Regions from separate parts of the Homo sapiens genome. Here region 1 is linked to region 2. Evidence: read pairs that join two places in POLR2A ChIA-PET (ENCODE). Cell type or tissue: MCF 10A. All regions are shown on one strand.

What was found. ChIA-PET counts read pairs that join two places held together with the same protein. Peaks named below come from ENCODE experiments on the same cell type or tissue, not always from the same donor. Only the 100,000 strongest peaks of a DNase experiment are listed, where the experiment ranks them.
Region 1: POLR2A ChIA-PET joins it to region 2 with 10 read pairs; 4 of 35 experiments call an interaction of 5 or more read pairs at or near these places.

Annotation. Positions count from the first base shown.
Region 1 is chr3:159,837,742-159,845,741 of GRCh38, forward strand. All of the region lies in intron 4 of IQCJ-SCHIP1 (IQCJ-SCHIP1 readthrough), which reads left to right. All of the region lies in intron 2 of SCHIP1 (schwannomin interacting protein 1), which reads left to right. The region is part of intron 2 of LOC124906299 (a long non-coding RNA gene); the gene reads right to left. Among named protein-coding and RNA genes, the nearest start is that of IQCJ-SCHIP1-AS1, 73 kb to the left of the region's middle. In MCF 10A, no CTCF peak of the experiment used is centred here; a DNase peak (open chromatin) is centred at 3,420.
Region 2 is chr3:159,783,307-159,791,306 of GRCh38, forward strand. All of the region lies in intron 4 of IQCJ-SCHIP1 (IQCJ-SCHIP1 readthrough), which reads left to right. All of the region lies in intron 2 of SCHIP1 (schwannomin interacting protein 1), which reads left to right. Among named protein-coding and RNA genes, the nearest start is that of IQCJ-SCHIP1-AS1, 19 kb to the left of the region's middle. In MCF 10A, no CTCF peak of the experiment used is centred here; DNase peaks (open chromatin) are centred at 955, 2,265, 4,055 and 4,705.

The DNA of each region.
Region 1 (8,000 bases), 54 kb after region 2:
CAGAACCTTGTTGGGTGGTTGTATTGCAAGGCACTCTACACAGAAGTCTCTCTCAGAGAAGAATGGAGTTTTAGGATGGGGGTGTATTGTTTATTGTTTCTTATCCCTGAAAAGTTTCCATCTTCTTGTCTTCATCTTGACTCATTCCCTACCCCCAGGCTTCTGCTTTATTCATCAAGCTTTCATTGTGCAGCCAGTGAGCAGGCCTAGAAAGTCCTGCACGTGTTATGTGACCCACCCCTCTCCTGGACTAGGAAGGATTAGGGCAGTGAGCTTCTGCACGGTGAGTCTCCAGAGTACTTTTCCTTTGAACCTGCTGCTGAAATTGAAGCCTCTGAGGATACCAGGAGTTGAGTTTTCAGGGCCATCTTTTCGTTCTCCTCACTAGGAAGGCTGAAATGAGTGTGCTTGTGAGTGCGTCAAGGGAGTCGAATTGAGATAGCAATAGCAGGCTTTGCTCCTGCTTGAACCTCAAATAGTAAAAATTAAGAATATTTATAAAAATAGGTTTTTCTCATTCCACAAAACAGATAAGTTATTAAAATTACATTAGCAAATAATCCTAACATAAACTCCCACCATTTTTAAGAGAGTGCTTGATAGGAAAACTTGTCAAACATGTCAATTCCATTTCTCATGCAAAAAGTACTTGTTTTCTCTGTCAGTAGCACAGTGAAACTGCGTGGTTAATGGGAAGAGGAAGAGTTTTTGAGACGGCTACATAAATAGAACATAGGACAGATAGATACTAAAATAGCTTAAAAATAATGTCCCTATTGATTTTTTTAATTTGATGGTTTAAATTCAGTCACATTTTTGTTAAGTACCATTTATGTACTCAGAGCTATTTTATTAAGAAACAACATGGGCCAGGCGCGGTGGCTCACGCCTATAATCCCAGCACTTTGGGAGGCCGAGGCAGGCGGATCACAAGGTCAGGAGATCAAGACCATCCTGGCTAACACGGTGAAACCCCGTCTCTACCAAAAAAAATATAAAAAAATTAGCCGGGCATGGTGGTGGGCGCCTGTAGTCCCAGCTACTCAGGAGGCTGAGGCAGGAGAATGACATGAACCCAGGAGGCAGAGCTTGCAGTGAGCTCAGATCTCGCCACTCGCCACTGCACTCCAGCCTGGGCAACAGAGTGAGACTCCATCTCAAAAAAAAAAAAAAAAGCTAAAAAAGAAAAGAAACAACAAAACTAATTGCCTGTGGCAACTGAGGAATATAAATAAGAAAATTTTATTTAACTTTTCCCCCTTAATTTTCTCATTACATTAGCTTGAAGAATTTATAGCCCAGTTTTTTCTTTTTGTGTATCCTCAAGTCCTGAAGTGGCCCTGAAGCCACTCAGAAACTGGCCCCAGTTTTTTCCCAGAAACATGTATTGTCTGACTTGTATTTCCTTTGAGTATTGTCCGCAAGTCCAGAATTACTCTGTCTCAGGGAGGATGGGTCTGTTCCAAGAATTGTATGTGCTGCATTGGGGGGTGTCCATATTTTCAAGTCACAGCGTTGGGTAATAATATATGTACAAAGCCTTACATTAAAAAAAAAAAAACCTTCCAATTAAGAGTTTAGTTTTCATGAAGTAAATTATAGTGACTTTAATATTTTAATAAGCTCTCTCCCTAAAAAAACTTATAACAGCAATTATTCTATCTTATTTCTATTTGACTTAAAAAGAAGCTAGGAGCCAAAAATAAGCAGGGAATTTAAAGAATTACAAAATAATCCTTTTAAAGAGTAAAGACCTTTTAGTTATAAAGTTGACAAACACTTCAAAAACTCAACATAGAAAAACATCCTTTCATTGTTGGTATTCAGAATGGATTGTTCTCTCTTTAGCATGTTAAAAGTTCTAAAATTATCTTTAAGGTCTTTTTCTTTTTTTTTTTTTTTTTTTTTTTTTTTTTTGATAAGCACCAGCCAAGCAGCCTTAGTGGGTAGGAAGGATGATGCCGGAGGTTAGAAATGTTCAACTGCAACATTGATTTGTGTCTGTCCCTCTCCCTCTCCCTCGCTGGCCTTTTTCTCGTTAATGAGGACTAGAATGTTTCCACATCAGTTAACTGCCTTCATAAAGCACCAGAAGGTCACACCAGCTCCAGACTGATCCTTTTCTTTGTGCCTATAATATAATTGGCTGATTGTGCGGGTGATGAGCGCCCCCTCCCCCAGCCCGGTCCCAGCTCCATGTTCCTAAGCCTGCCTCACTGGTTTCGGAGGGCTGGAGAGCAGCTCAGCTCGCTAGCTGCGCGCTTCCCGGCACAGGCAGTGCCACTGCGCAGGTTGATCAGCGAAACAGCATCCATTTTAATCTGCGGGGAGCCCCTGCCTTACCAGGGCGTTCTCTCCGCCCGCCGGTGGATGCTCCGCGCCTGCCCTCCGCAGCCTCGCTCAGCAGTCCTGCGTTGGGGTCTGCGCCCTAGGATGCACTGAGATGGTACATCAGGATAACTGCTCGTATCAGGTAAAATTTAAAGCCTGATTCTGAGGCCGGCATCCTTTGGGAGAGGAGGCCTTCCTCTTCCAAAGCAGCAGGTTGCCTCTTTCCGGATATTCAGGGATTTTGCCATCTTCCGCGCCTGGCCTTCATCACGTGCAGTATCTGAATTGTAATTAGCTTTTCTGGGGAGTAATGGGGCAGAAAACACTGCTTCCTTGGCCTTTAAAGCATTTGTGAAATTCACGGAGGTGATATGTGCTTTGCATATTTTGTACGTCTGCAAAAAAGAGGAATTGCTTTGGACTGTAATTTGAATTTAAGGGAATTTCAGAGGAAAATCTGTTTGGAATCTCACATCGATAACACTGAAAAACGTGATTTTTGCTCGTTGCATAGGATGTGAGTTGCTTCACATCCAGCTTTTAGGACTATCTTTAAGAAATTATGTAAATAGATAGTCGCGATTGATAATCTTGGAAATTTTCAAAAATCAGCCAGTATGCACTTGATGTTTAAAGTTGCACTTGTGTGTCTTTCCGAACTTATTTTTACTAGTATGTTGTTTTAAATGGTTGGTAAATAAGCATTAAAGTATCAACATGCATCAAAAACTCCAAATAGAAAAATCTTAGTAATTCATATTCATTTGTATGCTAATTTGCTACTGGAGTTATGAATTAAACACTTAGACAATTTCAAAAGATCAGCTCTAGAGTGTTTAGTAACTCCTTGGTAGGACTTGGACTGTTGAGGCAACATAGAAAGTATCTTTGTTGAAAACAGACAGCAAGAATGTTCTCAGAGAAATTGCTCTTTGCAGCAGCAGGCAGGGCTGGTCCAAATCTTGGAGAGTTAATATTGGGATATTACTCAACTGACTGAGTTTAGAATCTCTGAGAGACCAATTCTCTAACTTAACAATGCTTCTTCCTTGTGTGAGGTCGGTTACCTGAGACAAGCAAGTGTTTCTCATAAGGTCAGATTTCACAATGGTAAATATGTGCAGGCAAAATAGTACATTTCACAAGACTCAAGGCAGTGGTTTCTCAGCTAAGTAACGTGTGCCTATGAAATGTATTTATATACTTTGTCTTGCTTAATAACTAGAAATTTGTACTTACAGATTTATTTCATAGTATTTTCATTTTATGGTACATTTAGGGCCATAGATCCTAAATATTGAGCGTCATGCTTCACAGTAATTCTTTCCACGAGAAAGGGGTCAGAGATGCTGAGAAAAAAACCAACATGTCACTTACACATAATACAGAACTTGAGGGTAGGGGATGTCAAGTATCCATAGAGAGCCTAATCTACACATGGCATGGCTCCAGGTGATTGAATTACTATAATAATTAAAATAACTCTCTCTTTTCCAAGAATCTATTTATTTTTGAAGGGCAAACTACTATAAGATTATTCCATATGTCTTTTCATTAGGTTGAACATAAAAGCATTGTTTTTGTAGGTTGAAAATTGGTCAAATATCAGCAATTTCATCTGGAGAGAAGGGGTTATATTAGCATTCTACTTCTTCCAAAGGAAGATAAATTGATTTTATTTTACATGAGCTGCAATATATAACAGTGTCATTATGTGTTTAATAGTTTTGAAGTATTTATTGCTTATTTTCACAATAAAATTAAGTGTATTGGTTGGGTAATAATGGTCAATAGATTTTGCATCTGCATGGGATTTTATAGTAGAACTACCTACATGTGTATGTTCTTTTGAAGTGCTCTCTCTTTATACATAGCTCAGCAAAAACAGAAACATTAACCTTGAAGCCAAATCTTAATCCCACTTAGAAACCTTCATTTTAGAACCCAGCTGGCACCACATGCAACTAGATTCAGAAAAGGTGCTTTCTTGAAGTCCTTAGCTTGATGTTTGTAGTCACTGATGATATCTGCAGTTGAATGGCTTTCGGAAACTTCCCCACCATTTTACAAGGACTTACTTATTTTTTAAGGATGATATTGCAGTGGTTAAAAGCAAATTTCTTAGATTAGCATTTTTAGTCAGTTGATAGAATTCATTTGAAATATTGATTCCTTTTCTCCCATAAATGATGTATGCCAAGATTTCTTAATGGGTAGTCCATGAATGGGGGCTTCAGGGGCCATTCCCCTGAAAATTGCATGCACATTTTTGTGCTTTTGTATAGATGTACATCATTGTTGTCGTGGTTGTTATTGTCATCATAATTACAGCAATAATAGCCTTCTATGTGTTCTACCTACCCCTGCCCTTGCCCACACTCCATAGTCTATTTTCAACACAGTTTCCAAAATGAGCTTTTAAAACTGAAGACAGATCATGTCCCATATCTCAAAAATTTTAGTTTATCATCCTGCTCAGAGTAAAAATCCAAGTCCTAACAGGGCTTTATATCAGCTCGTCCCTGCTTCCTCTTGGACTCCGCTCCTACATTCCTGATTTCCTCCACTACCTTCCTACCATGCTGGGCTGGCCCTGCACCTGCTATTCCTTCTGCCTGGCATGCACCCCCACCTCCCCTATCCACCCCCTCCCCGCCCCACTGTGTAGGGTTGCCAGATTTAGCAAATAACTTACAGCATTTGGGACATACACTAAAATATTGTTCACTGTTTATCTGAAATTCACATTCAACCAGGCATCTAATATTTTACATCTTATAGATATTTACCTTATATTGTCGCCTCTACCCCCATCCATTACTCTCTCACTTTCTGCGAGTCTTTGCTCAGATGTCACTTCTAGGTGAAGCCTTATCTGGATGTAATCTGTAAACTTCCAGCTCTCCAGTTCTATCCCAATATTTCTTTCTTTTTTTTTTTTTTTTTTTTTTTTTTTTGAGATGGAGTCTCACTCTGTTGCCCAGGCTGGAGTGCAGTGGCGCAATCTCAGTGGCGCAATCAAACTCAGCTGCTGAGTTCAAGCAATTCTCCTACCTCAGTCTCCTGAGTAGCTGGGATTACAGGCGCCCGCCACCATGCCCAGCTAATTTTTGCATTTTTACTAGAGACTGGCTTTCACCATGTTGGCCAAGCTGGTCTCGAACACCTGACCTCAGGTGATCTGCCCGCCTTGGCCTCCCAAAGTGCTGGGATTACAGGCATGAGCGCGGCCTATCCCAATATTTCTATCATGCTTCTCTAATTTATTTTTATATTTATTTATCGCCATTTATCATAGTACATATTTTACTTATTTGTCTATTTTCTGGCTCCCTCACTCACTTCATGAGGGCAGGGATTTTATCTTTGTTCTGTCTGCTTTCTCAGTGCTTAGAATAGGTCCTCAAGTAATACAGATGGATATGTCTACTATTTGTAAAATTGACTAACAAAAAAGGCATTGTAAGGCAGGGCGTGGTGGCTCACGCCTGTAATCCCAGGACTTTGGGAGGCCGAGGGCTGCGGATCACGAGGTCAGGAGATCGAGACCATCCTGGCTAACACAGTGAAACCCCATCTCTACTAAAAAAAATACAAAAAATCAGCCGGCCAAGGTGGCGGGCACCTGTAGTCCCAGCTACTAGGGAGGCTGATGCAGGAGAATGGTGTGAACCCGGGAGGCAGAGCTTGCAGTGAGCTGAGATCACGCCACTGCGCTCCAGCCTGGGCGACAGAGCAAGACTCTGTCTCAAAAAAAAAAAAAAAAAAAAAAAAGCATTGTAAACATTCTATGGCATTTTGGTTTCTTGTTTTATGACTTTCAGTCCTACTCCTTCCCCTCCTCCCACCATGAACCTGCACTGTTTTCATTGTGTGTGAGCTGGTTATCTATCCCCTTGTTTCTTGTTAGTTTTCTCATCTGTGAAATGGAGACTTTCCCAGTTAACTTCCTGGCATAAGAGTTGCCAGGTCCCCTGCCAGAGGCTGCCTTTCTGCATAAACAAGTCAGTTATCATGAATTAAGAGCCCCCTTCCTCTTGTGTCATTTCTTCTGAGCACATCAGGGGTTTGGTGAGGATTGTTCAGCGGCCCAGGGAAACTGTGTCTCACTTCATTTCCCAGTTGTATCTTGCTAATATGTAGAAATACAATGGATTCTTACACATTGCTTTTCTAAATGGATGATTTGTTTTGAAAAAGAGAGTTTCGCTGCTACCAAGAGCCTGAACACCCCTGTTTGAGCAAGGGCTTGTATGCACTGTTCTTTGAACAACGTAAACCAAGGAGGAATAAACAGAAGGAATTCTCCTACAGAATTTTTCATGGTTGTTTGTTTTGTTTTTAAAACTGCTCACATCGTCGTCATCTTCATATACTTTTCTTCCTTACAGGATTTATGTTAGCAAAGAGGTTACTGAGGCATGTGTTGTCATTTGTGGTCTTAGCCCTGTTAAAAGATAGAGCTATCGACCTCCATTTTCCAGTCTTGGGAGGAAGCCAATCTCTTCAGGAAAGAAACTTGCCCACAGCTTCAGGCCTGGCAGCCTTCAAGAGGCCACATTTTTCTAAATGGTTTTTGATAGACAGCTTAGAAATATTGTAAACTTGAAAGCACAAGTTTAGGTCGAAGGGTCCATTTTGCTTAAAAGCTCTTAAATATTTTTTCCCTCTTTCCTGGAGTGGGGTTTTGGGATAAGTGTGTATATAAAAACAATGACATGCTTTCATACCTTTCTTGCCATTGCTTAAATTCCCTTATGACCGCCCCAGATATAGATCACACCCTGACATTCTTAGCTACTGTGGGAATGGAGACTTGAAGAAGAAAAAGTAAAATAGTGTGTGAATAACACTCATCTTTTTCCTCCCTTGGGAGCATAAAGAGTCCCTTCTTCAAACACATACCAGGTCATGAGAAGCACCGTCAGAAATCTTTAATGCTTCCCTCTGTTCCTTAGGATACATTTCAGACTCCTCTGCATGGCCTTCAAGGCCCGACATTTGTTTCTGACCCCTAGGCAGAAATGCTTCTCGCTCCAGACCCTTTACTCCTGCCTTCACAGTGCCATCAGTTCTTAGCTGCAATGCCTCAGGCTGAGATGTCTCCTACCCACACACCACCTGCTCCCACCCACTGCAGGCTAATGCAGCTTTCAAGGCTCAAATGCCACCTCCTTCAGGAAACTTTTCCCATTTATTTCTCAGTCCAGATTTCTCCTTCTCAGTACATTTTGTTTTTACTTGTATTAGAACCCATTTACAACTATTTACATATAGGTCTGTCTCCTCCATTAGACGACAAGCTTCTTCTTTTTTTTTTTTTTTTTAGATGGAGTCTTGCTCCGTTGCCCAGGCTGGTGTGCTGTGGCGCAATCTTGGCTCACTGTAACCTCCACCTCCCGGGTTCCAGCGATTCTCCCACCTTAGCCTCCTGAGTAGCTGAGATTACACGCGTCCACCACCATGCCCAGCTAATTTTCTGTATTTTTAGTAGAAACGGGTTTTCACCATGTTGGCCAGACTGGTCTCAAACTTCTGACCTTAGGTGATCTGCCCACCTTAGCCTCCCAAAGTGCTGGGATCACAGTCGTGAGCCACCGCGCCTGGCCGACAACAGGCTTCTTGAAGACAAGGGGCCTTCTTTAAATTTTCACAAGTCTCTGCCTTAT
Region 2 (8,000 bases):
ACAGCTGAATGGAGACCTGAAGAGCTTCTGGGAGCCAGGTGAAAGGGATGGCAAGAGCTGCCCAGCCCCAGGCAAGAGGGAGTTTGGAAAGTTTCATGGAAACTGCACCAGGAGCATCCTCACCAAAATCACTCCCTTACCTCACAAACACATCCCAGGCATCTGAGTCTGCACTTCATTTGTGGAACTTTCCACCAGTCCTAAAAGCCATCTTGCGCACAATAAAATAATCTTGCAATTTTCCTGTAGTTGATTTGAAATATTTTTATGCTGCAAGGAGTTTAATAACAGGCACAATGCTTGAAATGTCACTTCTTATACTTGGAGAACTGGAGTGGAGTGGAGAATGGAGCCTTTTAGGGAAGTACGTGGGAAGAAGCTGTTTAAATCCAGTAATGAATTAGTGTTAAACTTCTAAGGCTCCAGGAACTTCTTGAGTATTTTGGTTTAAAGTAGTTGGCATATTTGAGGGTTTTTCTCCCAGGTCTACTGGAAGCTGTGAGCTGGGAATATAGTAAAACAGAGGTCCCAGCCTTTTTCCTGATGAGTTATTTGTGATTTACCTGAAGCTTTAGGCGCACTAACCCAAGATGAAGTAAAGGCGTTGTAATGCCAGGTGCCAACAGAAAGTCAGGTATTCTCATGCCAGCCACATGAGCACTCCACCCCGGGGCTTCTTTCTAAAACCCTTCTGTGCTTTGCAGGCAGGTCCAAGGAGGTTAGAGAAACCCCTGCAGTCCCCCTTCCATCCCATATGTGATGATTGGATTGGGGAGTCTTGGTTAGGAGCAAAGGATAATTACCGTGTCAGAGCACGACCAATGAATTGTAACAAGCTGAGGTAAAGTTTAATTTCCTCTTCCACCTACCGCAATGAAAAGCTGTTGAATGTCAAATATGGTTTGCACCTTTGAAGTGAAAATGTTTTCTGCCACATGTCATCCCGTTGAGCAAGTCTACACCTGTTCATCTGGTCATGGGTTAGCAGAAAGAATGAAAGAGAGAAACTCTGTGCCTTTGAGCGAAGACATTTTTCAGTACTTATTACTCTGTTTCACTTTCCAGCTTTCACCTTCTCTGCAGTTTTTCTTTCATCTTGACACTATAAGGAATGCATGAGCCTTCCCTATGGAACATTGTAGATCTTGTTTAAATGGTAAAAACATCTCCAGCTCAGCTGACCAGTTCATTAGAATAGCTATGTGCTACACAAGAAACATGAAATATTTTGTCAGGTAGGAATCTAAGGAATCCTGGTGACGTGGGCTTTCCCGTCAGTCGTTTGCTCTTTTCCCTTAACTTAAGCCTTGTGCTGCTTTAGTTATCCTGTAGAATAAATGGAAAAGTAAATGGTTTTATTTTATTTTGGAGACGGAGTCTTGTGACGCCCAGGCTGGAGTGCAGTGGTGCCATCTCAGCTCACTGCAACCTCTGCCTCCCAGGTTCAAGCAATTCTCCTGCCCCAGCCTCCTGAGTAGCTGAGACTACAGACGCGTGCCACCATGCCCAGCTGATTTTTGTATTTTTAGTAGAGACAGGGTTTCACCATATTGGCCAGGCTGGTCTCGAGCTCCTGACCTCAAGTGATCCACCTGCCTCTGCCCCCAAAGTGCTAGGATTATAGGCGTGAGCCACTGCGCCTGGCCCAAGTAAATGGTTTTAAATCACGGTGCTAGGTCTGAGGAAATTATTTACAAAGCTCTATCAAAAAACAAAACTGTGGAATCTTTTAAATTAAGTAACAGTCAAAAAGCCAATGTGAATTTTTTTCCTTGGTATGGCTGCTTTGCTTCATAGCTCAGAGACTGAACCAGAGCTAGAGGTTATGAACTAGACGAGGATTTCATACATTTTTTTCTCCAGCCACTTTTCTCCGTTAGTAAATAAACAAATGAATAAAATAAAAAGGTTGCAGGGTGAACCCAAAATTCTGTAATACTGTTAAAAAATCATGATTAAGTATTATTCATTTTATACACCTACCAATGGCAATGCACTTAAAATGCCATATCAGAACAGTTGTGCAACATCTCAATTTGATAGTTTTTCTAAGAAGCATAACCAAGCTTCCATAAATGTAGTGAAAGCTTTTTTCATATTAAAGACATGTTATCGGGAGATGGAATGTTTCCTTCTTCCTACATAACTGAACAGTGATTAAATATTGACTAAGAGCCAGGAGTTGACAGCCATTGGCCTCACCCTGGTAAATGCTGATATATGATGCTGAATGTAAATACAGAGCCATCCTCTCAGGGCCATAGTTTTGTTGGTTTTTTTTTTTTTTTTCTGTTGGGAGATGGGGAGCCAGCAAGTTGTAGCTTATGCTTGAGGTGTCAGATTCAAGTGTTGCAATAGAAGTGTGTAATTTGAAACAAGTAATTCTTTAAAAAGCCACCCAACTGTCAAAAGAAAAATATATTTTTCTAATCAATCTGAATAATAAACAGAATGCTAGTTAGAAGTTTTAGCAAAACATCCAGGGTACCCACTGAATGCTGCTGTTTGTAGAAACAAAAGAGCTATCCATCACTGGGGCAGCTTATACTTTCATAGACAACGATTGTTTGGTTTATATGAAACAAACTGGTCGAAACATCAGATTTATTTTGGGGACATGAATATATGTTTGGGAAATTTTAAAACATCTTATTTTTGTTGTATGTGTATTTTCTTTTTTGTTGTTTTAAACATCTATTTAAAATATGCAGTTGATATTTTCCCTCCCTCTATGGGGAAAATCAAAGATAATAATTTTTATTACATTTCTTTCTGTTAATAAGGTTCATTATAAGATCTTATTATTTTTATCCCAAGATTTTTAAACCCTGCAGGAAATACCTGGAAGACTTACTCAACAGCTGTTTGTAGTGCCATGAAGCAAAATCTGTTAATTCTTTATTGGTTAGAATGATTTAAACATAGGTCTCCTTTTCAGCAAATATAGCAATCTAAAAAGTCTGCTTTTTTTTCCAGCAAGTTTTAATAGACATTTCCTAACCTCTAAATCATCTATGATACCCTTATTGTGATGGTCATCTGGACATCAACATTGCTATCTTCAAAGTATAATGAAATTAAAAGATACTTTTAAAGATTATTATAGTTCTCAAATTATTCAAATTGAGCCAAAATGGATTCATATGGATTTGAGTTGTTATTAATTCCTATTAGAGGTATTGGCATATGTCTGTTCAAAAACATTAATGCTTCTTAAATATCAATGACTATTCTTCCTTGAAATGTACTGAGAAATGGATTTCGTGCTGCTGAAACTGAAATGAGAAGGAATGGTCATAAATCATAGTTTAGTTTCGCACCTTTAGTCAGATAAGCAGTGAAGTGACTCTGAGTCAAAGCGTGTGTGTGTGTGTGTGTGTGTGTGTGTGTCTGCGCGTGTGCACTGTGTGTGTGTGTGTGTGTGTTTTGTGGTGTGATTGTGGTCTGTGTGTAGTGGAGGGATGGTTAATAGAAATGAAGCATCACAGCTGGACCAGCCACAGCACGTAGAATCCTTCCCTGGGGCCTCAGTTTACAAGACAAATAATTTAGAGTAACCCCTTCCCCCTTTAAAAAGCCGAATATTTTTGTAAAAATTAAAGTGAGCACTGAAGACAGTTTTGAAGACAAAGAAGAACTCACAGTAAGCGAGTCTGAGTAGGTGCGTGACTGGCCAGCTTTGGTATTGACTGGCAAGGAGAAGACTTGTTGAGGGTTGACTTTGGGTCTGATTAGATACCAGGGATTTGACCTATGTAATCTTATTTTTGTCCTCTCAACAAACTTTGTACCCCTTTTTAGTAAAAAGATGAGAACATTAAAACCTAGGAAGATTTAGTAACTTCCACATAGCTGGTAAGTGGTTGAGTTAGAATTCCAACTCCCAGGTGACTTAATTTAAAATTGACTTCAAAGTAGCTCCCATATGGACTGAATATAGGATACGAGCCTCTGCCTAGCCTTCAGTCCTTTTTGTTTGGTTTAGGTGTTGGTTGTCTTTGTAAACACTGGAAGCTGCTGAGTCATCTCCCTCGGCTTTTTCCATCACACTTTACCCCACATACATTCATACACACTTGGCTCAAGCTTTTCGGTTCTTTCTCTGGACACTAGATGACTGTCAGCCTTACCTGGGCCCTGCCCCAGAGGCTGCCCCAGCATCTGGTAGGAGCTTAGTGAGCGGAATGGATTCCTAGTGAAATAATGAATGTCTTTCCTTGTATTCTGTGTTTGAAACCTCCAGGATAGCAATTCCATCTGCTATATGAAATAAGAAAAAGTAAATATTCTTTGGTTAACCTTTGTCATTCGCCTACTTAAACCTCAATCACATTTCTTTGAAATCATGCCAGATTTGTGGAGAGCAAATTGCCAGGTAAATGGAGGGCAAATTCACCAAACTAATTCTTAGTTTTTTCCTTCTCTAAGGGAAGGAACACTTTGCAGCTTAACAGCATTTTCAAAGTTTCAAACAGGACTGGCTACTGAGTTGAAGAAGCATTAGTTGGCCCTTAAGTCCTCCCCTCTGGCCACTGTTGTCCACTTCACACATTTGGACCAACTTCCCTCATCTGAGCCTGAATCCTATTAGCCAGCACTGAAAATCTGGCATGGTTTCAAAGAAATGTGATTGAGGTTTATGTAGGGGAATGATGAAGGTTAACCAAGGAATGTTTACTTTTTCTGATTTCATATAGCAGATGGAATTGCTATCCTAGAGGTTTCAAAATAATCTTATCGAGATGACTTTTGACCCGTCTTCAATAGCATTACAACAATCCCCGCAGCCTGGAGACTAAGCTCTGCTGCTGTTTTGAGTGAGCTGGCCCCACAGAGGGTGTGACGTGGGAGTAGAGATGAGTGTCGGCCTCAAAGTCTGCTCCCATCTCTCAGGAAAGCACCTTCTTTAGATTAAGGTATTGGGGCTGACACTAAAATAGATGATATTTGAGGCTAAGTTTTCAATTTCACTCTTTCCAGAAAAACAAAGTACTGATAGGGATCTACTCTAAAAGCTGGTTTTAAATACAAGGCGTTACAGAAGTGCCAAATGCAGTCACTGCACTTAAAATCATGGCCTGTGGATAGAAACAAAGCTGAAGAGTGGCCTGCCGAGTGTAGAGCGTTCTTTCACTTGTAAGAAATTAAATACAGAGACACTCAACACAATTCCTGGATGTGATTTCCTGTTGGTTCATCTACACACTCTAGAAGATTCCTGAGGAGAGGTTTATTGCCCAAAGGAATTCAGTGGAGGTATTTTCAGGTTTGGCTGATTTCCAAGAGCCCCCTCTCAGGGCCAAATTATCCAATTCCCTTTCTTGGTGAGTTCACCACACTTCATTCATTCACCAAAAATATGCATGGAGAGCCTAACTACTACATACTAGGCACTGAGCATACAGTGCTAAAAATAAAAAAAGATAAAATCCTAGTCCTAATGTAGGATACATGCATTAAACATATGAACATATGAACCCTGTATTTGTCAGGGTTCTTCAGAGAAACATAACCAATAGGGTATAATATATATATAATTCACCTTACATATATATAAAATTGAGCATCTGTAATTAAAAAATCTGAAATCTAAAATGCTCCAAAATTCTAAACTTTTTGAGGGCTGACATGATGCTTATAGGAAATGCTGTGGAATATTTCAGATTTTCAGATTAGGGATGCCTCACCAGTAAGCATAATGCAAATATTCCAAAATCCAACAAAATCCAACATTTGAGACACTTCTAGTCCCAAGCATTTCAGATAAGAGATACTCAACCTGTATATGTGTATGTATACAGGTTGTGTGTGTGTATCTATATATACAGAGAGAGAGAGAGAGATTGATTTTAAAGAACTGGTTCATGCAGTTTCGAGGGCTGGCAAGTCCAGGCCAGCAGGCTGGAAATTCCTTCAAAAGTTAATGTTGCAATCTTGAGTCTAAAGGCTGTCTGGAGGCAGAATTTCGTCCTTTTCAGGGGACCTCTCTTTTCTCTTAATGTCATCAACTGATTGGATGAGACCGGCCCACTTTATGGAGAGTAATCTGTTTTACTTAGAATTGACTGATTTAAATGTTAATCACATCGAAAGCACACCTTCACAGCAACATCTCACCTGGCATTGACAAACAACTGTGCACCATGGCCTAGCCAAGTTGACACAAAATTAACCATAATCCCCCACCTCCAAATAACTGTCATTTCAATTTAGTGGCTCTCAAACTTGAGCAGGAATCAGAATCCCCTGGAACACTTGTTTGAAACACAATTGCTGGGCTCCACACTCCTGATTCAGGAGGTCTAGGGTTGGGCCCCAAAATTTGTATTTCAAACAAGTCCCGGGTAACGCTGATTCTGCTGGTCCAGGGATCATACTTTGAGAATGATAAGATTACATAATTCAGGGTCTGACCCTTAGCCTCGTGGCCCAGAAACTGATTTTGTTATCATAAGAAAGATAATTTTATTTATCAGGGATGTACCCAGTAAACCATGATTCCAAACCTGATGTGTAAAATAGCAATGCCAATTTATTGATTTATGATAAGCACTAAAACTACGGTGGTGAGCAGAACAATCCTGTCAGCCTGGGAGGGGCAGTCCATCCTGTGGGCAGCTCCACTGAAAGGTGAGCAGTCAGTAATTGGAAGGAACTGGGGATCCCAGCCAATGATCCAAAACAGGTGATTTAATTGCTGCAACCGCTCCCACCGCCAGAAGGGTCATATTCTCAGTTCCTGCCCAAGGCCCCCCTCTACCTGGACTTTATACTTGGATTAAGACAGGGGCAACTTTGGAGGAATGGATGTTTTCAGTTGAAAGCTTTGGTATTTACTGGGCTGAAAGAGTGCTCCTCTCTGCTCCTCAGACTCTACTCAGCAGCTGGGCTCAAAGTTCATAGAAATTGGAAATGCTTTTAGTGAATCATTAAAATGTTACCTTTTACAGAAACTTTTTATTGGATATAACTTATACTGTTTTTATGAAAGAGGAACTTGAGCAGCATTAGAATGTGTTAATGTATGTCCTTCATATGCTCGGTTTCCTTTCTTGGTAATAATTTGAGTGAAGTTACAATCTTTCTGTAAAAGACTATTTCCAGCTGGGTGCAGTGGCTCACGCCTGTAATCCCAGCGCTTTGAAAGGCGGGCGGATCACTTGAGGTCAGGAGTTCCAGAACAGCCTGGCCAATATGGTGAAACCCCATCTCTACTAAAAATACAAAAATTTAGCTGGCCATGGTGGTATGTACCTGTAGTCCCAGCGACTTGGGAGGCTGGGGCAGGAGAAACACTTGAACCCAGGAGGTGGAGGTTGCAGTGAGCCGAGATTGAGCCCCTGCACTCCAGCCTGGGTGACAGAGCGAGATTGTCTCAAAAAGAAAACAAAAAGGCTATTTCCATCTTTCTCTGCACATTGAGAGGACCTGACTTTGAAAAAATACTTATACATTTCATATTTTCAAAATTTTTCATGTCCACTTAGAAGCATTTTTTTCCCCTAAGCTTTGGCTTTCTGCCTTTATCATTGCTATTTTAAGATTTTTACATGAAAAATGGGATTTGTTTCTTAATCCTTTAAACCAAATTGTGTTGTGAAAAAGTTGTGTTTATGTTATTTATTTTAATATTCTTTTTTTAGAATCCTGCAATTATCCTCAGCATGGAAAGTTTGGCCCTAAAACCGCTTCTGAGAAATCAGAATGTGGCCTGAGTCTGGGCGGACCCCTCACACCTTGCCTGCCTTGGACTTCTTATGAAACACAATTGAATAGATAACCTAAGGCAAGGGGATAAGGTGGCCCTGGAACTTCCTCAAAGGAATAGGGACCTCAGCGCAGATAAGTAGATTCAACCACTCAGTGCAGGGAGGTGCAGTCTCACGTTTAACCTCTCAGTTTCATTGTCATATCAGCCCAGGGGCCCATCAGCAAATAGAAACCATTCTAAGAATTTCAGGGAGCAGATTTAATGCAAGGAATCAGTTAAACAAGTGAAA